6 separate regions of the Mus musculus genome follow, and all the other regions are linked to region 5. The links are chromatin loops, found by intact Hi-C in ENCODE. Cell type or tissue: heart. All regions are shown on one strand. Links, peaks and the distances in the headings refer to the core of each region. The heading gives the core; the rest is flanking DNA.

Region 1 (5,408 bases), core at 228-5,227, 140 kb after region 5:
AATTTCCAAATCATCCAGCCCTTTAAAATAATGGCTTAGAATCTGTTTGTGCTGTTAGAGAATGATCTCCAGTGCCTGTTAGTAAGTGGAAAAGTCATACATTAAATTTATTGCTTAGTAAGAGCTCAACTGAGGAACAATCTCTATGTTATTGATCTTTAAAAGTGGATATGCATATTACCTGTGCCATTAAAAACAGAGTTAGATGGGTGAAAATGAAATATTTGGTATTTATGCAAAATGACAAAATTACCCTTGGAGTTGAACCTGGGTGGAATCTCGGGACCCTTTTCAGGAGCTGGGTGCCAATAAGGAATGTGTCTCTCCCTCATACATTCTCTTGCTGAACAGTGGATTAAAATTCTGATTATCTTTCTTTTCATCTATCAGTGCATAAACCCCAAGAAGATGGCAATGGTTGTGCTGTCCCAGCAGCTGAGCTCTGGCACCATTCCCTTGCTGGTTCTCATCAAAGATACTTCATATTGTGCCAAATGACTGGAGATGCGGCAAAGAAAGGTTATGCTGAGAGGCTGTGATAAAGCCAAACACACAAACCTCTGAATTTATTTACTACATGAACCTTTATGGGAAGGAAGCTCCGTAAGTGATGGGAGCTCTCTTCCAGTTGAGAAGTTTTGCCCTTGATTTTGGTGAATACAAATCATTTAAAGCACAATCTACCCTTATCTATTGTTAGGCATATATACATATATACATGTATATATACATGCATATATGGTACAGCACTTGCATAGGCATGTGTGAAGCATTGTGTTCATGCCCAGCACTGTGAAAATCCCCAAATCAAACCATAATAAATGATCAAAAGAGGATCCTTTCATGTTTAACAATATCAACCCTAACCCAAGGGGAACAGCCTGCCTGACAGTGGCTTTGCCACCCATGAATACTTCCTAGTCTAGTCCGTTTGTGAAACTCAGCCCATCCCAACACTTCTGCAAGCCCCATCCTCTACAAGGTGCTCATTGGGAATTTCCTGGAGCTTCTCTTTCAGGATCAGCCTGATTCTAGGGCAGCAGTTCTCAACCTGGGGGCCTCGACCCCTTTGGGGGAATCAAACGACCCTTTACAGGGGTCACATATCATCTATCCTATATGTCAGGTATTTACATTACGATTCGTAACAGTAGCAAAATTACAGGTATGAAATAGCAATGAAATAATTTTATGATTGAAGGTCACCACAACATGAGGCCGCCACACTGTTCTAGAGAAAAATCACCTGGGTGGGGAAAGGTTTGGGAAAGCCTTTCTGTCCATTCTTCATTCTTCAAAGTGATGTGTTCACAGAAAGCCTTTCAGCTGTTCTGCTGGGGCTCTTAGTAAGTCTGAGTAGGAACTGTATGTACCAGGTCTGCTTCTTATGGGTGGAGCCAAGACGCATCGTGGGTGGAGCGAAGACGCAACCTCACCTTCTAGCTCTGCATCCATAGCAAGTAGCCTAATGTTTCTGTGTCTAGGTGTCATCTCTGTGAATCGAGATCCTTGGCCTTGCTTGAATTAGGGAGGCACAAAATACTCAGAGATTCAAGACTGCTCAGCAGCCCAGAGTCCTTCCTCAAAGGAAAGGTCTCAACTCTCAGCCCCCCTTAGCTCTGAGTCAGGCCTGGAACAAACGGCCACAGGAATGAGAAAAGCTGCCATAGCTGCTTGTCACTTCAAGAGGTCAAAGAAAATAGTGTTAACCATGAAAACGAGAAGACCAACAGTTATCCATTGATAGCGTCTCAGGACAGATAGGACAGAGAGAACACTAGGAGAGGGGAACCCACGAAGGACAAGGTATTAGTGTGTTGGTTTTCAGGGCAATGTCTTGTACTGAAGATTCTAGAAACACAATTTGCTGGTTGAACAGCTGAAGTGGGGTGGGGGTTCTTACCCCATGTTCATGGAAGGGTGAGTGAGGAGAGACAGATATATGATGGCCAGCATAACAAACATACACAACACCCTAATTAACACTTCCCTCTTCTACTGACACCCCCTTCACTCTCCTCTTTCATAAAAAATAAAAAAAGTATTTTATGTGGCTCTTACGATAGAATCTTTCCTCGAACTATAAAAAGATCTAAATATTTATATTTTTCACATTTTAATATCTTAGCGATGACAAGCCAGAAACAAGTATTTTTGCCTCTCTCAACAGCAAAGCTTGGGGCCTTTTTGTTTCCGTGTTAGGAATAGAACACGAGAGCCCCGTGTATCTAGGCAGATGCTCTATCATTAGCCCATGAGTCTCCAGCCTCAGACGCACATTTTTCTCGGGCTCTCTTAAGCTTTTCCCACAGCATTGGGAAACTTTACTGACAGCATCCAAGTTGTGCTTCTGCTAAGAACTGGACTCACATCTCTCTGTGCATCACTTCGGCCCGTTTTGGGGTAGATCCTCTGATTAGCCTTCAGATTTAGAACACGGTGAGCCTGTGGTGCACTAATTATGGCCAGTGACACCATAGAGTCAAAGTGCATTACTGAATGCTTTCAATTTCTCCTAATGCTGGTACGATGGCATGTCACAGGGCCATTTTAGCTGCAGACATCACTCCAGAGAATTCCAAACAGATAGAGACAAGTGGCACCCAGACCCATCTCCTTCCCCTCGGGCTGATTATCCCCAGAAATAGGATGTCCCAAAGCAACACTTCCCAGCCAACTGGAGTGCTGATAAGTCCAGTTATCAGAAAGATATGGCTGTAAGTGTGATGCACAGTGCTTGCATTTTCTTGATACGTTAGTCATATGAGAGCTGACAAAGAAGGAAAAAGAGCAGCGATGTGGTGCAATATTAACAGGCAGCTGTCCCCTGGCTTCCCGATACGTGGGATGACTCGCATTGCTGAGCGGTGTGGTCACTGCCAAAGGAATGACCCTCTCACATTTCTTCCTGATTCGCATACGCCGCGGCCAGCTTGTCATCTCCCTCTTGGGCTTCCCAGACACTAAGTCTGGAATGAAAATTCACCTGCCTCTGAATTGGCCACTGGTGGGGGCAGGGGTGTGACTTGGCTTCCCAGGCTGGAAGATTATCTCACCCAGCCCTAGCTATATAACGGGCTGGTGTGGAGGGGCTCCACAGGGCCAGTTCCAGGGGTTCATCCACAAGAGAGAAAAACATAGACTCACGGCTGCCAACATGATGGTACTGAGAGTAGAGGAGCTGGTATGTAAAACATCTTTTTTTTTTTTTTTTTTTTAATCTTGGCTTTTATTTGAAAATACAGATGGTTTTTCTTTCTCAGGAATAATGTGGGGTTGGCGTTAGTGACTTCCTAAGAGAAGGTGGTTGAGTGGGTTGAGTGGGTTAAAAGTGAATTTTCATGTGCTAACCTGATGCTCATCTTAATTGTGAGAGGAAGGCAGGCACCTGGGATACCTGGAGCTATGCTCCAGACAGTGCACCGCCTGAAGGTGGCTGTCGCTGGATGGAGAGGAAGGACCTCCTGTGGCATTGTTTGTGGACAGTTACCCCAAGATGGGTAGCTTTGCTTCTGACTTCAACATCTTCTTCACATACAGGTAACAGGCAAAAAGAACAGCAATGGGGCCGCAGGGGAATTCCTTCCTGGGGAGTTCAGAAATGGAGAATATGAAGCTGCTGTTGCTTTGGAGAAGCAAGAGGACCTGAAGACACTTCCGGCCAACAGCGTGAAGCAGGGGGAGGAACAACGGAAAAGCGAGAAACTGCGAGAGGCAGAGGTGAGGACCTCCCACAAAATCCTAGTGGGAGTGGGGTACGGAGGTCCCTGAGGAAGAGGGGAAGAGAGGAGGAAAACAAATAAAAACTGCTCTAAAGATGTCTTTTCACCAGATATGAAGCGCATGATGCAAAGAAGCAGTGCACATGGAAATGACTGGGGGAATTACTTTTGGATTCCTCCTGTGTGGAGGGTTGAATCAATGATTGAATGTGCTATGACCACGTTTTGATCAAAGGACAGACAGATAATGATAACCAGAAAAGCTCCAACATCACACACTGCCTACTCAATTTGAGCCAAGGCGATTTGTTCTTTTTGATAACATTGAGTTGTGGCCCACGGGTCATAGAATAAGCTTGCCATGTTTATTGAAATTTATTTATTGAATTTTTGTAGATTACTAACACAAATTTAGAAGTGCAGCAGTAATCTCCGTTTCAGAGACTCGTGAAGGAGAATGGCATCAGTATTTGTGAATTTATCTGTATTTTCTACCCTTGGTTAAAACATATGTTAGTTTTTGAGAATGAGAAAACAAATTCTATAGAAATCTGGGCTTTATGGTACTAATTACAAAATGATTACTGAGAGACTATGTCGTGCCTCTAACCAATTAGTCAAGGACTAGTTCTACAAGCAAAGGAAGTAAATATGACTTAGATTAAAATTAGACCCCAAATACTTTAATGAAAATAAAATCCCTGAAGTCAGACACTCACTTGAAAGTGCTTTGGATTTCCCATTCTCAGCCCACTCACAGTTTGCTCAGGCTGTGCAGGGTTTGTTCAGGTACCACAATAGTTAGAACTCACTATATATTTTTCAACACTTGATTTTTCCCCCCTTTCGTTAGCTCAAAAAGAAAAAACTAGAACAAAGATCAAAGCTTGAAAACTTAGAAGACCTTGAAATAATTGTTCAACTGAAGAAAAGGAAAAAATACAAGAAAACCAAAGTTCCAGTTGTGAAGGAGCCAGAACCTGAAATTATGGTAAGGACTGTTTGGTTATTGCACATCCTTATAAGTTGCAGGGGTGAGTCCTGTGGAGGGACGACGGCAGCAAAACTCATGGCCACTTTCGATTTCTTTCCCTTTTCTCTCCTTTCTCCTCAATTTCTTTCTTCTTTGTTCTTTCCCACTTTCTCCTCTACTCTTTATGAGCATCCTCTCCCTTCTTCTCCTGTCTTGTCTTTTCCTCTCCCTTCCCTTTGCCTCTTCCTCTTCCTTCTCCTCCTCTGTCTGTCTCCTCCTGCCCTCCTCTTCCCTCACTTTAGACTGAACCTGTGGATGTGCCGAGGTTTCTGAAAGCTGCGCTGGAGAACAAACTGCCAGTTGTAGAGAAATTCCTGTCAGACAAGAACAGCCCCGACGTCTGCGATGAGGTAAGCAAGCCTGTGCCGTGCCTTCCTGGAGGCTGGCAAATACAGTCTCAATGTCTTCCACCTAAAAGTTTCTCCAGCTGTTGCTACATCTGCCAGTAGCAGAGAGAGAGAGAGAGAGAGAGAGAGAGAGAGAGAGATTATTGTTCCCCTCTGTCCCACAACCGCCAAAACTAGATTAGCATGATGGATTGCATGAGGCTTTTCTTGTTCTCATATAATTCTGTTTGATTTATACGAGGTCAGTTCATCTTTAACTTCTTAGATCCTTGGTCTAGACTTCCATAAAGGCAAGGCCAAAAAATT
Region 2 (5,408 bases), core at 204-5,203, 150 kb after region 5:
TCTGACTCTTTCAGCTGCTTGTTGGGTCTTTCAGAGGGCAGTTATGATAGATCCCTTTTTGTGAGCATTCCATAGCCTCAGTAATAGTGTCAGGCCTTGGGACCTCCCCTTGAGCTGGATCCCACTTTGTGCCTGTCACTGGACCTTCTTTTCCTCAGGCTCCTCTCCATTCCACCCCTGTAATTCTTTCAGACAGAAAAACTTATGGGTCAGAGATGTGACTGTGGGATGGCAACTCCATCTCTCACTTGATGTCCTGTCTTCCTGCTGGAGGTGGGCTCTATAAGTTCCCTCTCCCTACTATTGGGCATTTCATCTAAGGTCCCTCCCTATGAGTCCTGGGAGTCTCTCCCCTCCCAGGTCTCTGGTGCATTCTGGAGGGGAGGGGTGTCTGGAGACATTTTTGAACCTCACCATGACTTGAGGTGTTACGTTATTGTAGGGACCAGGGAATTTTTTTTTTTTTTTTTGACAGCACCACTGATAGTTCTGTGGATGGTAGATGGGAAAGCCAATAAAAGTATCATGAAAAAACAGGGACAGGATAGTTTGAATAAACGGTATGTAGATCACTCATATAAAACCCATATACTCTGATAATATACCTCATTAGCATAGGTGCAGAGAGTGCAAACTGACAGTCACCCGGAAGTCAAATTTCCCTTTCTTCTGTGTAGGCTGGGAAGACCCCCATGGATCTGGTGTTGCACTGGCAGAGTGGAACCAAAGCAATATTCGACAGCCTCAAGGAGAATGCCTACAAGAACTCTCGCATAGCTACATTCTGAGAAAAGAGACTCAACAGGAGCTGTTCGCAGGCATTTTTAAAGCATTTCCCAACAGAAGAGCAACTAGCAATAAAATCCAGCTTTTGTTTGCCAGCCAAATAGGGAGAGATGCTCAAAGAAGCTTCAAGAAAGCACTGGGTTGTAGGTGTTAAAATATCCTCTAGTGATGTTCACCACTTTTATTTATTCCTACCTATTTATTTATTTCATAGCACCAGTATTCAGGCTTTCATGAACATCATTTTGGGGGAGCAAGACTTCATCTGTATGTACATTCAGAGTCTTCCCATAGCTCTTAAACCGTGTGGGTGAATGGTGTCTAATTGCACCCCTTTGTGTTCTCACTTGCATAAAGCTATTCAAGGTACTTTTTAAAAGGCAAGGGTTGATCCCCGCAGCCCTTCTCTGAATTCTCACTGCTGATATCTGAATGAAGCAACAGAAGGCACGCAGTAACGCAGACGGGAACGGAAGCAGTTCCGCAGGACTGGCGCGGAGGCTCGCCACCCACCCACAGATTTGGTTCGGTTTGGTTGTTTACCAGATCACATGATGTCGATGTCCCAAGGTGAAGGCAACGTCAGGAGTGCCGCATGTAGGGAGATGGAGGGAGTAGGCAATGGGGCCAAGGAAAACTGAGTTCGATGAAAGAAGAAATCAAAAGGACACGCGCTGTAAATGTATAAATGTATATTGTGTTGTATGTATATTTTATATTTATAATAAATGCAAACTAATTCTCGGCCGTGTTCTAAGGTTTTTTTGTTTTTTGTTTTTGTCAGATCAGTGGTAGGGATTTCTCATGTAAAAGGGGCCATCTAGGGAGGGGCTCATTTGTCAGTGTTTTCTTGCTTTTTCAGATTAGAAATCTCGGGGGATGGAAAGATGACTCAGTGATTAGGAGCACCAAGGGTCCGAATTCAGTTCCCAGGAGCACAGGAGGACTCGCAGCAATTTGTAAAGAGGGTGGCAGACCTGATGCTCTCTTCTGACTTCATAGGTACCAGGCATGCGTGTGGTGCACATACATGTGTGCAGCAAAAACACTCATGCACATCAGAGTAAAACAACTCTAAAAAAAATTAATAAAAAATTAATAAGAAATGGAGGAGGAAGAGGAAGAGGAGGACCAGGAGGAGGAGGAGGGTGGGAAGAAATACCTTGTAGAAACCAGTCTTGGTACTTATGGAGTGATAGATTACCCAGGGATCTTGATAAACTGAAGAATTGCCCTCAACTGGTGTCAGGTGTGTGTGGGGGGGACTAGTGAATCTGCATTTCTGACCAGCTCCTGCCACTGAATTATGATACAACCCCCCAAAACAAACAAACAAACAAACAAAAACCAGTTGTTGTTTTGCTCCAATAATGTGGAAAAAGAGACCCCTGGTGGGAAGAATGATTACTGCAGGTTAAAGAAGCAATTCTTAAGTTTTCATCTGGGCTTCTTGACTCGCTAATTAGGGGCCTATCAATCACTGTATTGTGGACAGGCGCTGACAGGATCAAAGGCTCCCCTCCTGCCCCCCCTGAGAGAACATTCTGGGTCAATGGCTTTTGACCTCCAGCAGGAAAAGGTTTGTTGCCAAATGTTGAGCGGAGGTGAGAAAAAGATTGTCTCTGAGCTCCTGGAGCAGACAAGTATAAAGAAATAAGTAGGAAATAAACATACAAGCCCAGTGAAGGGAACGGTGGAATGCTCTCTTTGAGCGTCTAAGATGTGGAGGTCTATAAATGATGGAGATGGGGCAGTTATGATTTTTTCTTTTTGGAGGTGGTAAGATTGAGGGACAGTCCGAAACAAAAACAAAAACAAAAACAAAAACACCAAAAAACCCCAAGAAACCAAAAAACCAAAAAAAACCAAAAAACCAAAAAGAACAAGGGTTATTCCAGCCTACATTTCTGTAGGCAGCAGCAGAGCTTCGACAAGCTCAAGGGTGTGGGGAATGTTTGGAACTTGGCACACAGTCTGTGGAAGACACAGGTCAAACTCCAGCCCTGTGCTCTCCTGAAACTCACACCAAGTAGGACTGTGTTCACGAACCTCCTTTTTATACGTGCCTCCATCACTGTGGGAGAGTACAGGCACGGTCTGTAGCCAAGACATTGTTCAACCACACAGTAACAGACACACGTGGGTTGGGCTGACGGCCAGAAATGTTTTTTTTGGGGGGGGGGCCCTTTCTTTCTGTCCCCCTCTCATATGAAGAACCGAATGGCAGATTCATTCTATCAGTTCTTTCTCTCTCTGTCATCCCTCCCTGGCCACCTGGACAGAGGTCTAAGTCAGCGGTTCTCAATCTTCCTAGTGCTGCGACCCTTCAATACAGTTCCTCACGCTGTGGTGACTGCCAACCATAAAATTATTTCATTGCTACTTCATAACTGTAATTTTGCTGTTATGAATCATAAAGTAAACCTCTGTATTTTCCTATAGTGCAGTCGACCTCTGAGAAAGAGTTATTCCACCCCAAGGAGTCATGACCCACAGGTTGAGATCTGCGGTTGCACATTTAAGGTCTGGGCATCCAGTAAATGTTTCCAATACAGACTGTTTCTCTTGCTCATGTCCATATCTGCCTGGTATAACGTGGACATAATAGTATCTGACCAAAGTGTCTTATTTGAGCCTCTTTGCCCCAAAGAGCTTGGGGGTTAAAAGGAGAAAAGACTTAAAAATAAGCTTTGCACTGTCACGTTTAAACCTTTGTACTAATAAAGAAGTAGAGGGCACAGGAGACCTGTAGAATGATAGCAGGTAGACAGACTGGCTCTGACTATGGCTCTATCTTTGTGAGTGGAAAAGAGAAATATCTAAGGGGAAAATTCCATTTCTTCCACACCGATAGGTCTCAGAAGCCCCTGTCTCCCCCTGAACCAACTCGTTGCTTATTGTAAGGAACGCGGGACCAGGGAGGCAAAGCTACCCACCGGTGCACCAGCTTCCGAGCCGCAGCCATGTAACCATGGAAACCATTCCATTTTGTGTGTGTGTAGGGGGGGGGGGTCGTGAATGAGATAAGGTAAGGGAGGTAATGTGTAAACGCCTTAGTTATGATTGGCTGAAATTTGTTAAAAAAATCCCTGGTCTGGTGGCGACTCACTCAATCCAATGGAGACGTCGTGCTGAGAGATGAATGCAAGTGGACGCCCAGTGCCAAAGGAGAACTCGCCCGCATCGGGTGGGTCCAGCTCAAGTGGGAACCCGAAAAGCAGCAAGAGACATCGCGAGCTTACCTGACGCTCGCTGCCATCCAGCCAGGCTACGACATCAGCCAGATCGGTGGTTAGTGAAGTGTGTGTGTGTGTGTGTGTGTGTGTGTGTGCGTGCGCGTGTGCATACTTATGAATAAATAAACTGTTTTAACCTTTCCTTTGAGTTCCAGGATTTCCTTTTTGCCTCTGTCATTAATCCCGATTCACGACAGTTTCGCAACACTTATGGTCTTTTTTTTTTTTCTTGTGTTCTCTTTGTCACAGAAGGACATATTTTACAATGGAGAGTTCTGGAAGTTATTCTTGACTTTATTTCCACTCAGAGCTTTTGATCGTGACCAAGTTTTATCAAACACGCTGACTTCTAGTCCGCTCTGTAATCTGTGCCCTCCAACCTAGGCAAAGCCTGAAACATCAGGATTACTCAAACATCCTTCTTTGAAAAACAAAAAAAAACATGTCTATCTGTGTGTGTGTGTGTGTGTGTGTGTGTGTGAGAGAGAGAGAGAGAGAGAGAGAGAGAGAGAGAGAGAGAGAGAGAGAGAGAGAGAAACCATGTGTATTCAGAAGCCCAGAGGCCAGAAGAAGGTGTAGGAGCCCCTAGAACTATAGTTACAAGTGGTTTGAGCCACCCAGCCTGGGTGCTGGGAACTGAACTCAGGTCTTCTGGAGGTGACGCAAGTGCTCTTAAGTTCTGAGACCCTCTCCAGTCCCACTTCTCTGTTTTTAGTTGTGGCCAGAAGTTTCCTAAAATGCAAATCTGACCCAGCCAGTCTCTTTCAAATCCTTCAATGTCGTCGTCGTCCCATTTCTCTCGGGATCACATGCAAACCCCTTGTCTTAAGATATCTTTAAGCTTTGGCTGCTGCTATTCTTTTTCAGTTCTGGGGATTAAAGGCAAAGCCTCTAGGACACAGGCGAGTGCCCAAACCTGATCGGTACAGCACCCCGCAGCCCCACAGTGCTCCCATGCCCTGTTCTGTTCTCTATTGTTGCTTTCTTGTATCAGGATCTCCCTAAATTGACCTGGATGGCTTTGAACTCTTTCTGAGTTTAGGCAATCCTTGAATTTGTGGCTTTCTTACCTTGGTCTCCTGAATAGCTGGACTCTAGGGCTGTGCCTCCAGACGTGGATCAGGAATCCATCTTCTTCCAACACTGGTTGGTTACATGTGTGCGTGTAAGTGCCACAGCACAAGTCAGAGGGGCATTTGTGATAGTCAGTGCTCTGCTTCCAACCATCTTTTTAAAAACCTGCTTCTTTCATCTGCTTTCTTTGGGCCTTTGGCTGCTGCACCTGGTCACCTCCTCTCCCCTCTCTCTTCTCCTCCCTCCTCTCCTCACACGGCTCAGGGCCAGGTCCACTCTGGACTCTCCCAGAGTCCCTGCCTCTGACTATGC
Region 3 (5,000 bases), core at 1-5,000, 180 kb before region 5:
TGTGAATTAGCAAAACCCTGTCAAGTACGCAATCTGTCTTTCTCTAACATGTTTTTTTTTCTATAAAGAAAGCAGAGTTTAAGTAAAAGGACACAAAATATTTTGTTAAATGATGTTACTTCTGAAAGCAGGAGGCACTTGTTAAGTATAATGGAGAACCTAAAAATAACTTCAGAGACAGAAGTAGTTTGACATTAGCCTTGGGAGAGTTCTGGATACTGCATCTGCTCCATCCACAGCCGCCTTAGTACCTGCAAGCTATACAGTGTGGGCTCTGGGTTGAGGAAAAACACTCCCCAGGGACAGGCTACCGAACATTACTGTACATCACTAAGTTCTGTATGCCTTGATGTGTCTCTTGTTTTACATGAAGAGTGCTTCTGATTCACTCTTTAAGCTTGAACAAAGCCCCCCACCCCAGGTGACCTGTACTGCCTCCCACAAGTTATTAATAATTCAGAGTTGTCAAAATAGTTAAGGGAACATTTTTAGGACATGACAAAAGAGTGTTTCTAGAATTCATAATTCAATAGACTGACACAAATCTAACACAATTCCAATCTGTATTATGTAAAAGTTGATTTGTAAATACTTAGAAACAATGAGCACTTTCTCCAGGAATATTTTATAATGGAACCAAATGAAACTTGCACTGCTTCCTGGCTGTGTGCACCTGAGAACTACTGTAGAGCCAGCTACAAAGAGGGCAACGACGGTCGGGGGCAGAAGACAGGATGGTGGAGAGGAAGTAGGAGCAGAGCTTCTCATTCTTTCTTTCCTGACATATGGAAAATGGAAGCACTGTGATACACACCAGGGGCTCACAAGAGACTGCCGGGGAATCTGTGCCTAACCCTCCTTGCTCAGCTATCTGGAAAGGATCAGTATTTCTGGTATATCTGCATATCAGAAGATATACTGCATAGATACAACTCAATGATTCTTCAGTTTTGTGTTTAGTATTATGCTTTAATCTCTACCAATCAGAGGAATTGCAAGCATGATTTTAACTTCTTAAATTGAAATACAACACCATAAAGTCACTGTCTAAAATGAACAATTTAGTAGTTTTTATAAAGTTGTTCAACAATTACAATATCTAATTCCAAAATTTTCTTTTCCTCCAAAGAAATCCTTTACACACGAGCAGTTAGCAGTTACTTCATATTCCTGTTCCGACAACCCATCTAGCAACTACTCATGTGTTGCAAGTGACAGATCTTTTTCTTACTAGTTATATTAACTACCACATAATGAATTCATTTGCTTACTATAGTCAAATATATTCATTGCTGAAAGATGCTGATTAAATGAAAATCTAAGTTAAAATTATTTGTTTTTAATTTCCCAATATAAAGTACCATTATTAGTAATATAATAGCAAAGAAATTCAACCCAAAAGAGCTATAGATTAGCATAGATGAAGAAAATTAGAAACAAAAAATAAATATGAACTTGTGCATAAAACAAAGTACAGAGAAAATCAATGCCCTCAATGACTAATAAGTGCTTGGACAAAGTGACAAAAGACTACTTAAGAACTAAAGTAGTAAATATTTATATGAAAGCTGCTGCCAACTAAGAAACCAGGACACGCTAGATATTCAAACCCCAAGGAAAATAAACCACGGAGGCAGCAGTGAGCTTTCAGATCTAAGAGTCAGAGCAATGTTTAGGAGACAGGATGAAGAACAAGGATTATGTAGACAATAATAGAAGTCTCTAAGGAGTTTATCCACTCATAGACACTTGATAACACAGCTTTACTTCAAAACCTACTCTTCTCTTAATAAAATATATTAGCCATGACATGAGGCTTATAGAGTTTTAACTAAAAGCAGAAGACTACACAACATGATTGAGGTTAGGCCTGGAGAGACGCCTCAGCAGTGAAAGCCCCAGCCCTCTTCCAGAGACTCAGGTTCAATTCCCAGCGGACACCCACAGGGCAGCTCACAGCCACCTGTGCTTCCTTCTAGGGGTTCCCACACCCTCTGCTGGCTTCCACTGTCATCATCACGCATACGCATGACACACAGACATACATGCAGGTAAACCACCTACACATATAAAATAAAATTAACCTCTAAAAATAATAAGTTTAAAGATAATAAAATGGTTGGAGACACAGCTTAAATCATCGGTCTGAGTTTTGGCTGCTGCATTATAAAAATTAGCCACTAGATGGTGGCACTGGTCTGGGAGAACTGGGCTGGGAGGACAAGCTACCAGGAAAGCAACACTGGCTATTCCCAGATTTGGAATTTCAGAGAATGGTATTCAACTGCATTACATTAACAACAACAACAACAACAAAGGTAAAAGAAATGAATTCTGCCCACTCACCTTCACTACGTTGTCCCCTGACTGCCCATTATTTCGTAAACAGTCCAGACAGATAGCAATTTGCGGGTCACTTCTATGATAGTCCTTATCATCTTGGTTTTCATCACCTTCCTCATCTGCTTTAGACTTGTCAACCTTCGAAATATCATCTGTATAATTGAAGCAAGACTCATGTAACTCAAAGTTTAAAGTCAAGCAATAATATGGCACTCACCAAAGCAATGACCAACCTAAAATATTTCATAACCTCTCTGAAGACTGACTGAAAATATCAATACTTTCTGAAACCCTTCAACAAAGTCAACAATGGAAAGAATATCCATCAGAGGCCATCAGAAACTTAAAACAGCGTAATATTTCTAGACTTTTTGTATATCCTGGTTTATGAATTTTATCTTACTTTTCCTATTTTATCCTTTTAAAATATTATTGGATTTGGTCTTTAATTTGGGGTGAGTTTCACTGAGCTTCATGTCTGGTTTATAAAAGACAGTATCTGTACATGGGTTTAGTGTAAATGTGGGAAAAGAAAGAGCCTTCTTCTCACCTTTGTAACATACAGAGTAAGATTCGGGATTAAGAAATATTCTAGATTAGCTATATTTGGACACAAAAAAGTGCAATTAGTGGTTAAGACACTTTAGAAGGCAAATAGGATACAAAATTCTTCCTAATTCAATAAAAGATGTGTTCAAATTAAAACTAAGTTGGTATCCTAAAAGTTCTCAAAACTTGAAATTATTTATAAAACCAACTACAGAAAAAATAATTGTAAAAACACGCTTTATAGCCACTTAACATGTTAAAAATTCCATTAAGAAAATTTGAATATATTTCCTATAACAACATTTACTTATACTGTTACATGAATACAACTGTATCGACTGACGTATATGGAATAGCTTGGACAACGCGTTAGACGTGCAGTGTGCTTAGTCTGAGGTAACAATAACACGATTAAAGGCATGAAGACCGAACAGGAGATACCCCCCGCCATAGGCTCATGTGCTTGAATGGCGGTGCTGTCTGGGAGGTTACGAAGCCTTTACGAGGTGGAGCCTCGCTGGAGGAAGTGGGTCACTGGGAGTGGGTCTGGAGGTTTTACTCCCCAGCTCCACTTCCTGGTCTCTTCTTTGTGACAATGGATTCAAAGTGACCAGGAGCCTCCTGCTCTTGCTCCCATGCCTTCCCTGTCATAACAGCATCCCTGAACTGTCAGTCACAGAGTAATCAACTTCCTTTCTCCTTCCCTTTCCATCTCCTCCTGGCTGCTTCTTGTCACAAATACAAAGAGTTACCATTCTCATCATTATGGTGCTAGAGCCCAGGAAAAGATAAAAGGGCAAGTGCAGGGTGAGGGATAAATGAAATACACAGCTAGGTAATTCATGTATCCTCATTTACATAGAACCCATGTACAGATACTGTCTTTTATGAACCAAACACCTAGATCAATGAAAAGCCTTCCCCTCTTCAAGTTAAGTCTAACTATTGAAGCCATTCCGTATCCATCTTAAATGGCACTGATTTTATGAGACTTTATAACTCATAAAAACTCCTATGTGAACTGAGAGACTAAATTCACATATGCACAGAGGCCACTTTGATTTTAGAATCCTGAATGAAGTCTGTGTGTAAAAACATGAAGAATGATATTACTTTATAGCTAGATATCCTTTTTGTGGCTAACATAACAGCCACTCTGTATGTACATGCATACACATACTCTGGCCAGTAATACGTTCCACTCTGCTGAAATTGTTGTTGTTACTGTGTGTAAATGTGTGCATGGATGTGCATGTGTTCATGGAGGCCAGGAGTCAGTCAATCTTGGATGTTCTTCCTCAATGCTATTGACCCTGTATTTTTGAGGTGGGGTTTCTCACTGGCCTGGAACTCAACTATTAGGCTGGGCTGGCTGACCAGCAAACCCCAGAGACCGGCCTCTCTCTGCCTTCCCAGTGCTTACATAAAAACCGTGTGTGCAGATACACATGTGGATGTCAGAGACAAATCTCTGAAGTCAGTTTTCTTTTGTCATCTTCAGGGACTGAGGGACCAAAGAGTCTGTGCAAAACACTTGTACCCACTGAGCATCTTGCTGGCCCACGCCTCTTTGTACATGACTTCTGGGGATTAAACTCAGGTCCTCGTGCTTTTGAGGCAAGCATTTCACCCAATATGCATTCCAGCTCTCTCGCTCTCTCTCCTCCTCCTCCTCTTCCCCCTCTCTCTGTCCATCCATCTCCCTCCCAGCCCTGCTGAAATTATTATTACCTGGGTCTCCAAGTAGAAACTTGGACACTGAGTCTGGTGACAGGAACATCTTGATGAGTACACAGAGACACTTGCTGACAGACCTAAGACCTAAGCCTGAACCACTGTTCCCACCTGTGTTCCCTTCAGAGCGTCAGAGCACAACAAATCCTGACCTGGTTCTCAGCCACACTCCACCTTTGTCCCTATTAAAGTGGCGTAAAGTGAGGTAAGACTGAGATGCTCTCAGGATCGAGGTGCACACGAAGCCTGTTTCTTACCTCAGACCTTTTCCTGTCTTGAAACTATGGCTAGTATTTCTATCCCGTTTTCTCCTTCCTTTTCTCCCCAAAGTCCAATGTCCTCTTTCCAATTACCTTCAAGAGGAGTCATGCAGT
Region 4 (5,408 bases), core at 254-5,253, 80 kb after region 5:
GGGCGGCAACCCCATAGGAAGACCAACAATATCAACTGGGAGCTCTCAGAGACGGAGCCACCAACCAAAGAGCATACATGGGCTGGTCTGAGACCTGAAAAGTGACTAGTAGGAAACTAAGATGAAAGGGTTTGGCAGCTCTTAGATGGGAGGGCAGGAGAGCCAAGTGGGGAAGCCACAGGCAGGACCTTCTCCATCAAAAGACTACCATGGGTGACAATGGAAAGCTGAAGTTGGTGAGACCACCAGTGTGAACAGATGGTGAGGTGATGTCAAACGGGAATTAGCATGAAGGAAGGGTTCTTCCTGCAGCTCCCCTCCCCCAATTCACTCACTGTTCTTTTCCTGTGTTTATGCCTGCTAAATCTGGTGTGCAAACCAAAAAGGCAGGTTGGGGAGTATTGCTTTGTCCTCACAGGATCCAGGAGAGAAGAGCACATTTTTGCCTCTGTGTCCTGTGGGCTCTGATTATACATTGTGACTAAGAAGAGCTTTTGTGTTACCAGATTCCTGGCAGAAATGGGGGAATCAGTCAAGAGGAGGTGAACCTGAGGATGGTCCAGAGGAGGTGAGCCTGAGGGTGGTCCAGGGGAGGTGAGTCTGAGGGTGGCCCAGAGGAGGTGGAGTCTGAGGGTGGTCTTGAGGAGATGAGCCTGAGGGTGGTCCAGAGGAGGTGAGCCTGAGGGGTGGTCCAAAAACCCTTCATTTCTCCATAGTTTGAAAGACAGAGGGGAAGTTGCCATTGAGATGGCCTTACCTTACCACTGGCCCCTGTAACAGCAGAGTGTTTATCCTCCGAGGAGGCGCTGGGCTTGACTAGGCACATCCTTCCTGGAGGCCATTGGCCTGCCAGCTGCTCAGCATCGGTGATGGGCTCCATCACACCAGAGCAAGACGCACCTGAAACGATAAAGCAACAAGGAGACATTAACTGTTCTGGGAAACCTGCATGCAAGACCGGGAGGCCTATGGCTGTTTCAGCTTTAGTCAGCCCCTTTGATGTGCTCCAGAATATGTTGTTAGGTCCCCACCCACTCCACAATGAGCAGATTCTCTATCTCCAACAAAGGTCGGCAAAATAAAGCCAGTAAATGCCATTACATTTGAATTTCAGAAAAGTATCAATAATGTATGATTATTGCCCAGATAGAAAACATGTCATTGTCACAGGGTATCCTACATTTTATATGTTCTAGGTTCAACTCCCAAGGGGTCCCTCTGGGGCAAGAAGCTGCTTCTTGTCTTCTAATGCTTTTGATCTTTTCTCCTTCGTTGGGATTCTCTCATAGGTGGGAACTTCCTATATGTCTCAGAGGGATGGATGATCCTTCAACTTTGGCTAGGCTATCTCCAGGTACCAGATTTGTTCATACCAGATGCAGCCATCTAGGAAGGAAAGCCAGGTGAGAAGATGTGGGGGCTAGCTTTCTATCTATCCTCGAGCCTCAGCTGTATAGCGCTAGCCTGTGAACTGGAGGCAGGCCAAGAGGAGTCATATCCACAGCCATGGGCCCTGACACTGTCAGCAGAGTACAAACGCCTTAGTGCGTCAGCTCACAGTGAGTCTCATAGCATTGTTCTTTCCTGATGACGGCAATATGCTCTCAGCCTGAGACCCGGATGAACCACCATTCCTCCAGCTTCAGGCCTGTAGTCACTGGAACTTTCTACCTGGGGAGTTTTGAGTTTTGAGATGTAGCTGGAACAAGAGTCGATGGATGACATGCAACAGGCAGGGAGCAGAGCTTTGGACAGCCATTTCAGGGAAGAATTGCCATCAGAGCTGCCGCACAGGTGTCTTAACAGGAATCCACAGAAAGAAACAAAAACAGAACCCTCCTGAAAGACCTTGAAAGGAGCAAAAACAGAACCGAGAAGTCAGCACGTACCACTAACTTGAAGGTGATTTAGAACAGAGCTTCTTTGCTCTGTTTAGAAAGGGTTGGCTGCATCAGGACTGCCTCCCCACATGTTTTCTTTCCTTGGGAAATCACATACAGTAGCTAGAGATCTGGGTTAACCGATGAGATAGACTTCAGCCTAGATCAGCCAGCCTGGGCCATAGCAGCCAACTGTGGTCTGAGATATAACTCATCCACACTGATCGCTGGTGCTGGTGTTATATGGAGGCCTATGGGACAAGGCTACCCCCTTGTGGTAGGGTTTGGGACTAGTCCCTAAGACATAAATTCCCTGTCAGTCATTTTAAGAAGGGCCAATTACACAGGATTAGGTGAGACCTCAGTAACAGTATCTTATGCACACAAGATTTACCTCTCCTTCTAAAAGAAAGGCTAGAAATGGCCAGTCACAGACTATTAAGGTAACTTGTTGGTCCCCCAAAGACTCAGGCTTTCATCTGTCTTTTAGGCTAAATAGTCTTAATGAATAGTTTCTTCTCAAGGTCACGGGACAGTTGCTGGGGTGCCAACCATCAAATCCATACTGTAGCCCGAATTCAAGGGGAAATAGAAGGGGAGGGGCATGCAGATGTGTGCTTGTGTGTGATGGGATGACGTGTCCCAACGGTCTCTTCCTTTAAACAGTCTTTCCGAAGTCCTCAAACACTTCCACTGTTAAGCCCTTCTAAATAAAACCTACCACCAAGGAAGTGAAGGACTAAATCTTGAATGGCAGCAGTGGTGTTTGCCTCTCTGGGAAGCAAGCAGGCCTGAGACTTTGAAAGCCATTTGACAGTTGGCCCAAATGTCCTGGCTGTGGGTGTGTGCTGGACTCTCTTACCTGGAGCCAGCCCCGAGGCCAGGAGCACCAGAAGGCTCTGGCAGGCCTGCCCTCGAGGTGACTGCTCCCTGGAATTAGAAGCACTCGCTCACAAACCTTTCTTACACCGAGGCTTGGCTCATCTCTGTGGGGCTGTGGGCACCTCAGAAGGTGGCATGGCAGGGAGGGGTGACTGTCCTGCTGCTCATTGGTAGGGGGGAAAGGTAGTTGCCACTCCGCAGACCTTGGTCATCGAGAGCTGTAGTGGGTATTTTGCTGAGGTAGGGAGCTGGTTATTTGTGGTTTATGGAGGAACCTTTAGGAAGAATCCAACTCATGAGCAGGCGAGCCCTATTTCCCTGGGCACATCAGGAGGGCCACCCTAGCTTGGTTAGGATGACAGATTGTCCTGGTTCTGGAACCATTAGTGATATAATAGAATCCTTGGACACACTGGAAGAGTCAGTCAGCTTAGTAATATGCATGTGATAATAATCATCTAGGGACCCTTAGCGTCTCCTGGGGATGCTTGGGGCTAGATGCCTGTGAGTGGTAGCCGGGGCTCAGAGCCACCAGGTTCTGTTTGATCAGAAGAAATAAAGCAAGTGGAAAAAAATCAACAAAGATTCCAAATTCCACAGCATCACCCAGAGAGCCCAGGGTCAGCCTGCTGCCTTCTCTTCAACCCCAGCTCTGCCTTAGACTAGGGCTCCTGTCCTGCCCACAAGTCACCTGTTAGTAACCCTGCAAATGTGTCCTGTTGCTTCTGAAGTTCCTTCCTAGGCTGCCCCTCCCTCAGATGCCCCTTCCAATTGCAGTTTAGGGATCACCTCTGCGGCTTCCCCAGCCCTCCCAGCCATGCTAAGTTCTCTCTCCCACAGTCCTCCAGTGTACCTGGCAAGTCTGACATGCTACATCCCTTTGTCAGTCTGGAGCACAGGTCAGCCCCTCCCACTGACTAATCATCTCCCAAGGTTTCTAGTCCTTACCCTGCAGCTAAAGTCCGACCATGTGGCTCATGTCACAGATAGTTACTTTACTAGAAGGGTGGATCAGTGTATGTATATGTTTATTAATGTTTGTGTTTATTGAAAGTTCTCCATTCTGGGCAACAGAATATTGGCCACAACTCTCAGTTGTTTCCAGTTCTGTTGATTTATTTGTTGAATGGTTTATTTAACTTGAGGCTTTGTAAAGTCAAAGTAGGATTTATAGAAAAATCTTGTCATGGAGAATAAATAAAACTCACACACATGATAAAAAAGATTCATTACTGATTTGGGTTAACTGTATTGTGTTTTCCTACAAGTTACATTAAGCACACATAGATGAAAAGTAAGTCATATTCTAGACTTATAGAACCTTTTATTGCTTCACACTGGATCTTGAAAACTCTCTAAGTGAATATGTATGCATTTAGACAGGACGGGATAAGGTAAGCTTTATTATACAATCACAGCAGGATAAAAGCACAAATGGATGCCAAACCTCAGAGAGTAAGTAAAGTGGGGTTGCCCCCCTACACACACACACACACACATTTTCATGGGAGCAAGTCTCCTCTTTGCTGTGTGTGGGTTACTTGACTCAAACTGCCACCAAAGCAGAAGAGACAGTGCTGGGCCATCCTGTGTCCAGTTCCCTGCAGATGTTGCCAAAGTCAGGTCAAGTGACCCCAGACGACCCCCTGGGAAAGGGAAAGTAGGGACCATTCAGGCCAGATGAGACGCCTGTCCTCTGGGGAAGGTGTCTCTTGGGCAACTCACTGAGGGTGGGGTAAGGGAGGAGGGAATCTCTCTCCCTCTTGAGATCCTTGGCTAGGTGAGGAAGAAAGAGGAGGCAGGCTCTGGTAGGAGGGAGACACATAACCTGGCAGCCTTCTCCGCGGGAACCTGAGCTGTTTCCCTGGGTTCTGGCGTCAGACTGTCCTAGTTGCTCACCCTGATTAGATTGTCCTGGAACAGACCATGACCATCAGGTGATTCTGATGAGGACCCATCCCGGAAGGAGCCACAGCTGGGGAATGAGTGTCCCTCCGACCCAGAGTGGGGAACCTGGGGCTCACCACAGTTCACCCCCTCTCCAGGGAGCACAATGGCCTTTCCAGTGAGTGCGGAGAGCTGAAGGGGGCTTCCCTGAGCTCTTCCCACTGCACTGGACCGACAGCAGGTGAGCAGCTTGAGCGAGAACCGCACCAGCTGTCTCTCTCAGCAGTGCCACCAGCCTGAGGCTCAAAGCTCAGTCTTTAGCTCTAGCTTCCCGAGCTGTCTGTCCCTCCTGGCTACTACACAGACTCAGGCACAGAGTCCTGGTGCTCACATCACCGAGGGAAGGTCTCTCCTTTCAGCATCCCATTTTTGCCAAACTTGCTATGAATCAATAGCCTCTCTAGGGGCTGCTTCAGGCTACAGCGGGCCAGGAGTCTAGACAGGTATGGAGCCTCTCTTTGGCTAGACCTTCCTTTCTGAGCCTCCAGCAAGAGCAGAGGCTGTGCTGAAGACTCAAGAGGACTCATCCAAGAACCCACTTCATTGAGCTCTCAGGCTGGCGACAATAGCTGTGGCTGGTCCTCAAAGCATTTCACAACCTCCCTGTGAAGAGTAACTTACTTTTCTTGGGTTAGCCTAAGCAATCCATGGGACAGACCATTTAGAACATTTCCCAAGGTCATATGAAGCGTAAATGAT
Region 5 (5,408 bases), core at 154-5,153:
AGTTGAGTCAGAGGACATTTTTTTTTAAGAGAGAGAGAAAATATACTATACTCAATATTTCCTTTTAAAACTTGATTCTCTAATCTTTTTCTGCCTCAGGGTTACACTGCTGAGAGAAAATGACTGAATGTCTGCCTCTAGGGCTTTCCAATGTTGCTCACGTGGCTGGGGCAATTTTAGGCTCCAAGAAGTAGCAGAGACCAATCCCTGAACTGGGTACCAAGCCAAGAGATCTCCAAGGTCATTTCCAAGAAGAAAAATCAATATGTCTGGAGAAGTGGGATCCAGCTCAGAAAGTTGGGTCACGACTGGGCCATCATAGGCATTTCTCTGGCTGGTACAGGCTGTCATTGACCCTTGTAGATGTTAAAGGTCAGTGCATATCAGTGCAGGTTATATTTACACCATGGGCTAAAATTAGCTGGCATGCTCTCCTGGCAACAAGGAGGATATAAGGTTCCCGATTTATCCAGCAATGCTAATTTTGGCAAAACCCAAAATGGTTCTTGTGTTCTCAATGGATAGGCATTCAACTAGAATAACATCCTTTCCCTTCCTTTCCCTCTTCTAGTCATTATAGGAAATGTCAAATATAAACCTAGCTGACTTTGGTTCAGCACAAATTCTTACAAGTATGGAAGTCTTAATGGGGGTCTTGTAAACTCCAAGGGGTTAGCAACGCCTCAGTCTAGAACAAACCACAAGAATGACATGTTAACACAGTTTTCAGCAAATATCCGAGAACAGTGAGCCACTTCATTGGAACATTTGCATTGTGTTCCTGGGCTATTCAGGGGAGGGTAGAGGAGGCCTGCTACTCATGGTGAAGGCAGCTAGCTCTAAACCTCCCTTAGTGAGGGATGACCTGTGTGTATGGATTCAACATGAAAGACTGAGGAGATCCGTTATCAAAATGTACCAAAGAGTTGTACTGGGACGTGTGCCAGGCACTTGTGATACAGCCAATAGAGAGCAGACCAGGTAAGAGAAAGAACCTGGATAGGTTTTAAAATAAACCTGGTCCAAACTGCATGGATGGTCTCCTTGGAGAGCCAGAGAGATGACTTCTATTTACTGATCAACTCTCGGCTTGTCCTTAAAGGGAGACCAGTGGTCATAAAACTTAAATAAAGTGCCTGGTGTCTGGAGATAACTAAAAGACTTAAATGAAGTGCTGGGCGTCTGAAGAGGACTAAAAGAATAAACATGGGGGATGTGGGAGAAGTATCACCTGGGAAGATCAGGGAAGTCTCAAGAAGAGGAAGCAACTGTGATATTAAGGTGCTGGAGAGATATACTGGAAAATGAAAGAAAACCATCTGTTTTACTAGATTTAAAGATAGATGTCTGAAAAATAAAACTTTCCCATTTTTTTCTCTTGCCAGCCTCTGTAAATTTGTGCTTACTGATATCAAGCTAGGACTATGCCTTTGTCTAAGTATTATTTTTTTCTTCCACTTATTTGCATGATGGTTTATTCTTGCATTCTTTGATATGCATGCAAAAGAACCCACCACATCTTAGAGTTAATTTTTAACCTAGTATTTCATGTGTTGAGCTTTACAACGTAGTTACAAAGGAAGGTCTAGTTTTCCAATGCTTTTATGAATTCATTTTGTCATTCATAGCTTTGATTTATCTTCAACTAATTTTGTAGGGTCTGAGTTACTTGATTCAACTTTCTCTCTCAGACTCAGGTCATTCCTTTGTTTGAACAGCATGTATTAAATAAATAATATTTTCCCCAATGAATTAAAATGTCAATTTATGACTGTCTAAATGTATTTGAGTGTGTACTGTATTTCAATTAGAAATACATTTGTTTAATTGACTTATTACCACATTGCTTAAATTAGTGTGGTTTTATAATGTGCGTTAATGTTTACCCATCCATTTTAAATTTTAGAGTGTTTTTAGCAAGTCGAGGTTTTTGTTTTTTTCACATAAAAACATATGACTTAGCTTGTTTTAACTTCAAGTAGTTTCTATTGGTAATTTAAAAATTTAATTTTATGTGTGCAGCTATTATGTGCATGTTTGTCTGTGTGCCCTGTGAGAGCCTTGTACCCACAGAGGACAGAGGAGGGCATCAGATCCCTTGGAATTAGATGGTTGTGAGTTGCCATGTGGGTTGTAGGATTCAATCCAGGTCCTCTGGAAGAGAAATACATGCTCTTAAACCACTGAGCCATTTCTCCAGTCTCCATTTGGTAATTTTATTGGAAGGTATTTCAAAATTATAAATCCACTCTGTAAAAATTGACAATTTTATGACCTGAGAATTTCCTATCCAACAACAAACAACCCTTCCACTTGCTCACTATTTTCGGTACCTCCACACAAATGTTCCTTTTCCTTTCTGTGGATTGCCAGGGCCTCATGCACACTAGAGGGGAGATCTGCCACTAAGTTACACTCTCAGCCCCAACATGTTCTTAATAAGCAACATATATGAAAGACTGTGGTCTGGGTATGAAATCTCTTCCACAGGCCCATAGGCTTTTTCCCAGGCTATTTTGGGAAGCTCTCAAAACATTAGGAGAAGGACCTACATGGAAAAAGTGGATCACTTGAGGACATGTGCTTAGAGGCTGTATTGTGTCCTGTGTCTTTCTTATTTTTCCCAGTCCTGACCATTGCTAGGTAATGAGTCTGCCCCACTCTTTTCTGGTTGACTGCTGTGTAGTAGTTTCGTCCTAGATTGAAACATTCCATTCTCCAGGGAAGTTCCTGAGGACAGAAAGTAAACAACTCAAAATAGCTTCAGGAAGTCCCTGAAACTGACGAGATTCACTAGGCCCCTCTACTCTGTGAGTAAACACTAAAGACTCCTGAGAAATATTCTTAAAGAAGCCAAACTTCAAAGAAGACTCAGACCAGCTGAGTTGCCCAGAAGATATGTAGATCAATTCATCCACTTGGAAAGAACATTCTCCAGACTGTAGTTGCCTGCACGCCATGGCCATGTGTTGTGCTCTGAGCTCCTAGCTGGGCCTTGGTGATGCAGCTGTCGTTGAGTCATTTCTGCTCCTGTAAGTAACCCCTTACCCATATCCCTGTAATTAATCCCAATGAAACTCATTGTTCGCCAAGCTGGACTTCCGTGGTAGTCATACTTTGGTCTTTTGTGGACTTCCTAGCTCAGGTGAGCAGATAAGTGTGAGCTTCAGCCCCCCAGCAAAAGTCTGTCACACAACACATGTGTATGGATTTGGGGTCATTTACTTGATTATGGGCAATGTACCAGTAGTTACATCCCTGAAGAAAACATACAACCACATTCAGAGGACATTGACTTCCAAAGCTTCTTAAGGATAGAAACTCAAGATTGAAGGGACTCGCCTGCTTAGGCATGGTGAGCACGGCTCTGGCAGGCCTTACCCTTCTCTCCCATTCCATCTACCTCGCTAAAAACCTTTTGATTAAATTCCTAAAACTAGCCACCAAGGTCTAGTCCCTTCCTCCTCGTGAGGCTGACGATCGATCAAGGTCCAGCTATCAAAGTATTGGAGTGCAGCAATCAAAGCCCCCTTTGTCTCACCTAATTAACAGGCACATCATCTTTACTCAGGGTTTCCCCTTGTACCTTTATAAACTGTCATTTTCCCTTGTGTCATGTCTGTCTCCTCTCTATCTAGAGGCAGTAGTCCTTTGTCCTCTAGGACAAATGCCCCTCCTCCCTCCCTCTTGTTCTCTTCCCCTTCTCCCTCATTCTCTGTCTCATGTCTTGGTCTCTTATTCCCTGCCCTCTGTCCCCCTGGGGCAAATAAATCTCCTTTGTGCTGAGAATTTGGTCTTGGGGGTCCTAATCTGATACTCTTCCATGATCCCCTGCCCTATATGTGTTGGACTGATGGGCTCCGTCTTGTGCCGGTCTTGTATGGACAATGCAAGGTCCATGTATAAAGCACAACATTTCACAGTGCTCATCGCCACACCCCCCTTACACCCTTCAGATCTCTCTCCTGCTGACTCTTATTTTTGACCTTCAATCTCATCTTCTCTTGCTTTTTACAACCCCTTAATTCTTTATAGCCCATTCTAGTATCTACTTTGTACTTCAGTCAGTTCACAGACTGCATTCCCTCCACTCCTTCCTGTGCCCTGTAAATTACTGCCTGAGATCTCTGCAAATTGTTTTCAGTGTCTTAGGAAATTATATAAAATAGTTTCTTGGTTATAGTTTGAGAGGCAACTGAATTTTATGATCTTATATTAGCTTCTTTGTTGCTTATTAGCTATAAGTCTAGTTGCTGGCAGTAATTGAATTAGGGTTTGTAGGACTTTCCTTTGATTACCACATTCTGAACCATTTCATGCTCGCTATCGACACCTTGCAACAACATGCTTCTGTTTCTTTTCTCCCAGACCTTAGGACCTGGTTGACCTCCATTTATAATTGCAGGCAGATCTAGCTCAGGGTTTGGGGAAAGAAAGGGAAGAGAAAAGAAAGGTAAATCTGAAACCAATCTTTTGAAGAACAGTGTGTTCCTCTGAATGTTTTATAGAGGGGAGTTGCTAAGAATGTTAGTTATATAAAGGTTTGATCTCTGATCCCAGGGGAGCTGTCGTTTTTTTTTTTTTTGTTTTTTTTTTTTTCTGAGTAGCTCATGAATATGTATCTTAAACAAACAAATAAAAAGTGTGTCTGTTATAAATCTGTTACTGTAATGTTTTTGTTTAAATAATTACATAGAAAATTTAGATAACAAAAAGTCCTACATAGTTACCCACATACTTGACATTTCTAAGCTCTTCATTCTTTTGTGTTTACTCAAATTTCTATCTTGTATGTTTTCCCTAATGTTTTTATAACAAAATATCTTTTTTGTTCCTGAGGAAGTCTTTACGTTTTACCCTTGATTTTGAAAGGTATTTTCTCTGAGTGAAGCATGCTGATCTGAACTGTTTTCAGTAATTTGAGGATTTTCTCCTCTGTTTCCTCTCTTGTGTGTTATGGATCAGAAGTCTGTTCTCCTTCTTCGATGTTGATTCTTGGTTCTCTCTCTCATTTATTTCAAGCAACACACCCATACCTACACCCACACACCTGTTAACCTTAGATTTCTTTTATGGTTTTTACCAAATTTCGGCTATTATTTCTTCAAATATTTTTGTTTTATGGACTCCAGTTACACTTTTGCTAAGTTATTTGAAGTGCCCACAGCTCACGGGTGTTCTTTCCTTTTTTTCAGCCTCCATTTTTTTCCCTCTTCCTCTCCCCTCCCTACCTTCCCTCTTTCCCTTCCTTTTTACCTCTCCTCTCCCCTCCCCTTTCCCTTTCTTTTTACCTTCCTTCCTCCCTCCCTCTCTCTTTCTGAAACAGGTCTTAGCATGTATCACGTCTGGCCTTGAATTCATGGAATCCTCCTGCTTCAGCCTCTCGAAGGCTGGGTCCCCCTTCAGCT
Region 6 (5,408 bases), core at 132-5,131, 94 kb after region 5:
AAATATAGTAACAGATATATGGGAAGAGAGCAGGGGGTTAGAATGGCTCTTTCACACATGCACACACCCGACTCCCACACCAGAACTGGCCAGCAAACAAACAAACAAACAAACAAACAAACAAACATTCCATGCACACGAGTCATGAGGGAGATGCACGATAAAAGGATTAGATGCCATTTGCACCTGGAAGATCAGAACTTGAAAACTTACAAGGGCTGAGGTCAGGAAAACAGAAACTTATTCTAGCGAGAGTGTACATGGGCACAGCTGGGAGCATGGGATGATGGGGCGACTGACGTGCCTATCAACTCAAAATTCCACCTGAGTAAATGTATGTCCAGGAAGACAAGGACAGATGCACAGCATTTGCAAGCAAACGCAGAGTAAGCAGAAGCTGACCCTCCAATGGCCGACTAGCAAATGGTGACACCTTAGACTGAAATTAAAAAGAGTGTACTTATGGCTGCCTTGTATTCATATATTATAAGCAAATCTCTAAATTTTACTGTTGGAAAAGAAAAGCAAATTGCAAGATTATACATACATACATATATACATACATACATACATACATACATACATACATACATACACACACACACATACACATGTGTGTGCATCCTATTTATGCTCATTTAAATACACATAGAACAACTGAAATTGTTGGAATTTATAAATATTCAGTGAGAGTTCATGATCGTGGGCAAGAATAACAGACACAGATCAGACCAGAGATCTCTGTGGAAGGAAGTAGGGACTCAGAGGAAGGGGCCTTGGCTTTAGCTGTTAATGTGCAGAGAAAAATTAGTTACTCAGCCTGGTCAAGTGTTTGTCTGGTTTATTTTCTCTACCTTTGGACACGTTTGAAATATTTCTTTTCTACATTATTTATTTAGATTGTTTGTGGATGCTCACATAAGCCCATGCCAAGGTACACATGTGGAAATCAGAGGACACATCCTGAAGAAGTTGAGTCTCTTTCCAGTGTGTGAGTTGCAGGAATAGAACTTAGGTTGTCAAGAACTTGGCAGCAAATGCCCTTACCTACTGAGGCATCTCACTGGCCCAAATACTTCATATTCAAAAATCTGAATAGAAAAAAAAAACTTTCTAAACTAGGACTAAAATTCAGTCTTTTCCCCCTCTGAATCTTTTCAATACCATACAATTTGTGCATGTCACGTGAGCCAAGCACAGACAACTGTCTAGAAACCTCCAAACTTGAGGAGAACACATCCTAACTGGGAGGGGGGGAGGGGAGGTAGTGATAGCCCCTTATTATTTTGGGTTGCTATGCAATACCTGCCACTGATAAAAGCAGCTGTAGGTTTTGTTTTTGTTTGTGCTAAATATAAACACAACAAGGAAAGACCCATTCGAAGGGCTTCCCCGGGGTCATATCCTTGGCTGTCATGTCTGCAGATGGCAGACATGAGTTCCCTTTGAGTGCCAAAATGTCTCTCAGTGTTGGTGCCTGTCCTTGCCTGCTTGGCACTGCCAGGGAGGCTGTGATGACAGAGCCTTTCAAGGACTGCAAGTAGCAGGCTCCTTTTGCAGAGGTCATGTTCTCTTGGGTGACCCTGTATTGAGATAGATAGATAGATCAAAAGGGAGTCAGCAGTCTAGCCAGAGTAGAGGTCATCATAGAACTAAGTCTATATCCTGCCACATATAATTTAGGTCTCAAATGTTCCTGAGCACCTTGTGCACTGCATTCTTAGTCCCCAGCTCATTTCTGGGATTGTGACATAAACTCTAAGCAGTCAGGCCCAGTAAAATGTGTGTTTGGCCATTGGGGGTACACCCTGAAAAAGATGAGTTGAGGATTCCAGTCTCTTCCTTTTCCTCTCTGTTGCTTCCCTACCATAGAGTGAATGGTTAGGTTCCTCCATCAGGGAATGCTTCCTGGCCAGAGGCCCAGAGGCCCAGAGGCCCAGAGGCCCAGAGGCCCAGAGGCCCAGAGGCCCAGAGGCCCAGAGGCCCAGAGCAGTAGGGCCAATTGACCATGGATTGAGACCTCCAACCTGGAGACAAAATAAACCCTTGGTTCCCATTAGGTTGATTTCCTTCAGCTATTCATGGTAGTGCCAGAAAGTAGACAGTTCTGTAACAGAAAACCATGCTGAGAGGATTGGGGTAAGGAAAAAAAATGAAGTTTCAGGGCACCTCTCAGGATTAACAGAATGTGAAATTCCCTCCTATCTCTAGTCATGGAGTGAAAAATCAGCTATTGAGATTTCCCATCAGAAGGGTTGGGGTGCCAGCTTTCCACTGCCAGAAGCAGGTTTATGGAGGCAACACAGGAATCTGCCCACAAGCTTGAGCACCCCTCGCCTGTCCCCACCCCACTCCACCCCACCACAGTGTTCTGAGAATAGTATTTGGTCAAAGAGAGTAAACCCTCCCCTCTGGGGTGAGGTCAGACACTGGATTTGGCGTGTAGAGAGCAAACACAAGAACAGGTTTTAGAAGTGGCAGATAGATTGTACCTATCACTGGTGTTCTGGTGTTTCCCAATAAAGTTACCAATCAAATCACAGGTCTCCTCACTGAGGCCGGGTTTCCTGACACAGCCATGGCAAGCACATGACAAAAACAGAATCCAAAGATGACTTCACATTCCAGGGAAGATAATGCACACGTTGAGTCAGGAAGTAAGCCTTGAGAATTCGCTGCATGATTTTATAGTATGCTCGTTAATAGCCTACCTTTACCAGCGCGTTCTAAGCCCTGGGACCTGTGGATGTTTTGTTATATGGTAAAGTAGAACGTGGATGTTGTGATGACCATTCTTAATTGGAATCCAGAAATGGAGGGCTCACCTGTGAGGGATTTTTTTTTTTAAATGTGAGCTGTTTCTAGCGAAGGGGCTGCAGTTACCATGAAGAAGGGCAACTTCTGGGAAGAACTCAGTATATCACAGCATTTACCACATAGGTTATGGTGAGTCCTCCAGGACACGTTGTCTGACTAAGTTCTTGGAACAGAGATGTAAGGGGAATTTTCTTATTGACCTTGCTTTCAGGCCACCCCAGAGCTTGCAAGTCTCAAGCCCCTGTGTTCCTTTTAGAGTCCTGCTGACAGCTGTTCAGGGACACCTTGGGCAAAGCTGCTGACATAACCGGTTTGGTTAAGTGGTTTGGTCTTGGACTGTGGTTTGAAAACAAACCTCCCGATGGACAATTTGGAAAGGCCCCTGAGAGAGCCCCTGAGTAGTTTCCATAGCCCTGTTGCTACACGCGTTTGAATTGTTTTGGCCTGGTTTTCTGGGATCCTCACCGTACTCTGGTTGATGAACTAAGCTGTGTAGACAGCACAGGCAACACAGAGCCAAGCCCTGTCATGGGCTTCACACCACACCAAGCCCCAGCCAACTCTGGCTCCACACTTTGTTGATGAGGCTCAGGGACATGCAGTGTTGAAGCTGATTTCCAGAGAGTCCATTCCTTGTCAAAACAGCCCAAAGCAAGGTGAAGACCTTTGATTCCAGCCTCTGTTGCTCTAAGCCTTCTGTGGTCATGTGATTAAATTCAACTGAACGGAATGTGTTGGTGTGTTAGTAACTTGGAGTCCCCCAGGGACTCAGAGGCACCACACTCTGAGCTGAGTCTGGTATCTGAGGGTCTGGGGTTTTGTCTTATGCCTGTCAACTATTACAAGTATAACTTTGAGCAAGGCACTGAAACTGCCTCCCCTGTACCATGAGTTGCTGTAAATTATTACAGATTTGTCCCATCTTTAGGCTTCAGGAATCTGTGGTCTCTCTGTAGGCCCGAGGGTGCAGAACACAATATGCATTTGTGTAGACACAGGCACATTCTAGCATCTGCCTGGTTGGAAGAAAGCCCCTGCCATTGGATCCCTTTCAAATGACTGAGCGTGTGACAAACTAGTACTTGTTTACACTGATTGCTTTACCCTCTAAATCTGCATTTACAGTTCCTTGTATTACAAACCAGTCTGCCATCAGTAACTGAAGTTTCCTAGGGGGTGTTCATGGATATGTGTTTCATTTTGTTGTTGTTGTTGTTGTTGTTGTTGTGTTTGTTTTTAGATCCATGGAATTATTTCTGAGGTGTAGCAGAACGGTAGACTAGAAAGTTTTGCTAACTTCTTTGTCAGGGTATTTGTGTTGCAATTTGTGCCAACGACTTACCCTGTGACACTGGCAAGCCATTTAATCCCTACATGCTCCTGATAGGGAAGGCCAGTCAAGGTCAGCCCTGCCTACCTTGTGTGGTCACCTTGAGATTCAAGCACAATGGGACTTGTGAAGGTTATCAAAATGAAAGCTGTTGTTATTAATAATCATAATACTTTGGCACCTACGACACAACATGCAAAAAATGTGTTCCCATCAATCGCATTTGTTTGGGGGAAAAAATCTTTCCTGTTCGCAACAGAAGTTTTCTGTCAGGATATAAACATAGTGAGTAAAAGATTTATCATGCCAGTTTCTGATGTTCTCAAGAGGATGTCTCCCAGCAGTAAATGCTACTAAAATGGTTTGCAAAATCACCAGCTCTTAGCGACTACGCCTGGTCCAGAAGGACCCAACCCTGGAGGACTAATACTTTTAATGGGCACCACAGGTATAGAGAGCAGTTCTTGTAACCTACAGTATCTCGTGCCTGCTTCTGCATCAGGATACACAGCCCTATTAAGTGCCCCTAGACCACAGTTTTTAGCCATGTGGCTCTTCCAGTTACAAGGATGGCTACAAATGTGAATACAGTTCCAATCCAAAAAAAAAAAAAAAATCATGTCTTTCCATTTTCCTAATTCTACTCTGCAATATTAGTCCTTCTGGGTGAAGGTTTCTTACTGAACCAAGCCCTCAGCTGAGCTCTGTATCAATTTTCTTCTCATTTGGTCTTTCAGAAAAATCTACCCATGAAAGACAAAAATGTTTTCTCCGGAAGTGCGTCATATTTGTCTCCGATTTTACTTATTCTTACTGGTTCTTTTTTGTTTTTAAAGACAGGGTCATCTATACCCAAAGCTAGCTTTGAACTCTTTATAGCTGAAACTAACCTTGATCCTCTTGCATTCACCTCCTGACTGTTATAATTACAGGCATATGCAATTATGTCTGGCTTATGTGGCACTGGAAATCACTACGTCTGGTTTATGCCATGTTAGAGATGGAACCCAGGGCATGACACATGCTAGCAAGCACGCGACTGACTGAACTAAATCTCCAGCTGTCTTTGATTAAAACTAAACTCTTAAATTCAAATTCTCTTGCCAAAGACGATTGAAGTGACATCATAGAAAGGCAATGCATGGGCAGCTGACTTCCTGTTCTCCTTGCTGCAGCTTGAGTGTTCCTAGAGAGAGCATGGTGAAGGAAACACAAACCATCAGATTAGAAGGGCTTATGGAAGCTCTGCTTTTATTTATTG

Evidence for each region. A loop is a pair of places that touch in the nucleus more often than their neighbours do. Peaks named below come from ENCODE experiments on the same cell type or tissue, not always from the same donor. Only the 100,000 strongest peaks of a DNase experiment are listed, where the experiment ranks them.
Region 1: a loop joins it to region 5, with 3 times the contacts of the local background. A loop is called at or near these places in 5 of 42 quality-filtered maps.
Region 2: it touches region 5 in a loop (8-fold over the local background); 5 of 42 quality-filtered maps call a loop at or near these places.
Region 3: a loop joins it to region 5, with 2.6 times the contacts of the local background. A loop is called at or near these places in 3 of 42 quality-filtered maps.
Region 4: it touches region 5 in a loop (4-fold over the local background); 5 of 42 quality-filtered maps call a loop at or near these places.
Region 6: a loop joins it to region 5, with 7 times the contacts of the local background. A loop is called at or near these places in 4 of 42 quality-filtered maps.

What each region holds. Positions count from the first base shown.
Region 1 is chr19:36,117,531-36,122,938 of GRCm38, reverse strand. It overlaps Ankrd1 (ankyrin repeat domain 1 (cardiac muscle)), which reads left to right and starts at 3,095. Exons shown (of 9, transcript NM_013468.3): 1 at 3,095-3,184; 2 at 3,541-3,720; 3 at 4,576-4,713; 4 at 4,998-5,105. The coding sequence starts at 3,158. In heart, for the core only: no CTCF peak of the experiment used is centred there; a DNase peak (open chromatin) is centred at 2,958; H3K4me3 peaks cover 3,031 bases; H3K27ac peaks cover 4,359 bases.
Region 2 is chr19:36,108,087-36,113,494 of GRCm38, reverse strand. Ankrd1 (ankyrin repeat domain 1 (cardiac muscle)) reads left to right here. Exons shown (of 9, transcript NM_013468.3): 9 at 678-1,530. The coding sequence ends at 788. Among named protein-coding and RNA genes, the nearest start is that of Ankrd1, 9.1 kb to the left of the region's middle. In heart, for the core only: a CTCF peak has its summit at 2,182; no DNase peak of the experiment used is centred there.
Region 3 is chr19:36,437,494-36,442,493 of GRCm38, reverse strand. It overlaps Pcgf5 (polycomb group ring finger 5), which reads right to left. Exons shown (of 10, transcript NM_001368691.1): 6 at 2,347-2,495. Among named protein-coding and RNA genes, the nearest start is that of Pcgf5, 30 kb to the right of the region's middle. In heart, for the core only: a CTCF peak has its summit at 2,168 (motif pointing right); no DNase peak of the experiment used is centred there.
Region 4 is chr19:36,180,047-36,185,454 of GRCm38, reverse strand. It overlaps Gm32081 (a long non-coding RNA gene), which reads right to left and starts at 894. Exons shown (of 3, transcript XR_386675.1): 1 at 758-894. In heart, for the core only: a CTCF peak has its summit at 2,156 (motif pointing left); a DNase peak (open chromatin) is centred at 2,114; H3K27ac peaks cover 1,273 bases.
Region 5 is chr19:36,259,591-36,264,998 of GRCm38, reverse strand. Gm32027 (a long non-coding RNA gene) reads left to right here and starts at 806. Exons shown (of 3, transcript XR_386674.3): 1 at 806-981. In heart, for the core only: CTCF peaks have their summits at 156 and 2,074 (motif pointing right); DNase peaks (open chromatin) are centred at 378 and 908; H3K27ac peaks cover 1,195 bases.
Region 6 is chr19:36,165,378-36,170,785 of GRCm38, reverse strand. No RefSeq gene overlaps it. Among named protein-coding and RNA genes, the nearest start is that of Gm32081, 16 kb to the left of the region's middle. In heart, for the core only: no CTCF peak of the experiment used is centred there; DNase peaks (open chromatin) are centred at 1,465, 2,465, 3,245 and 4,185; H3K27ac peaks cover 2,034 bases.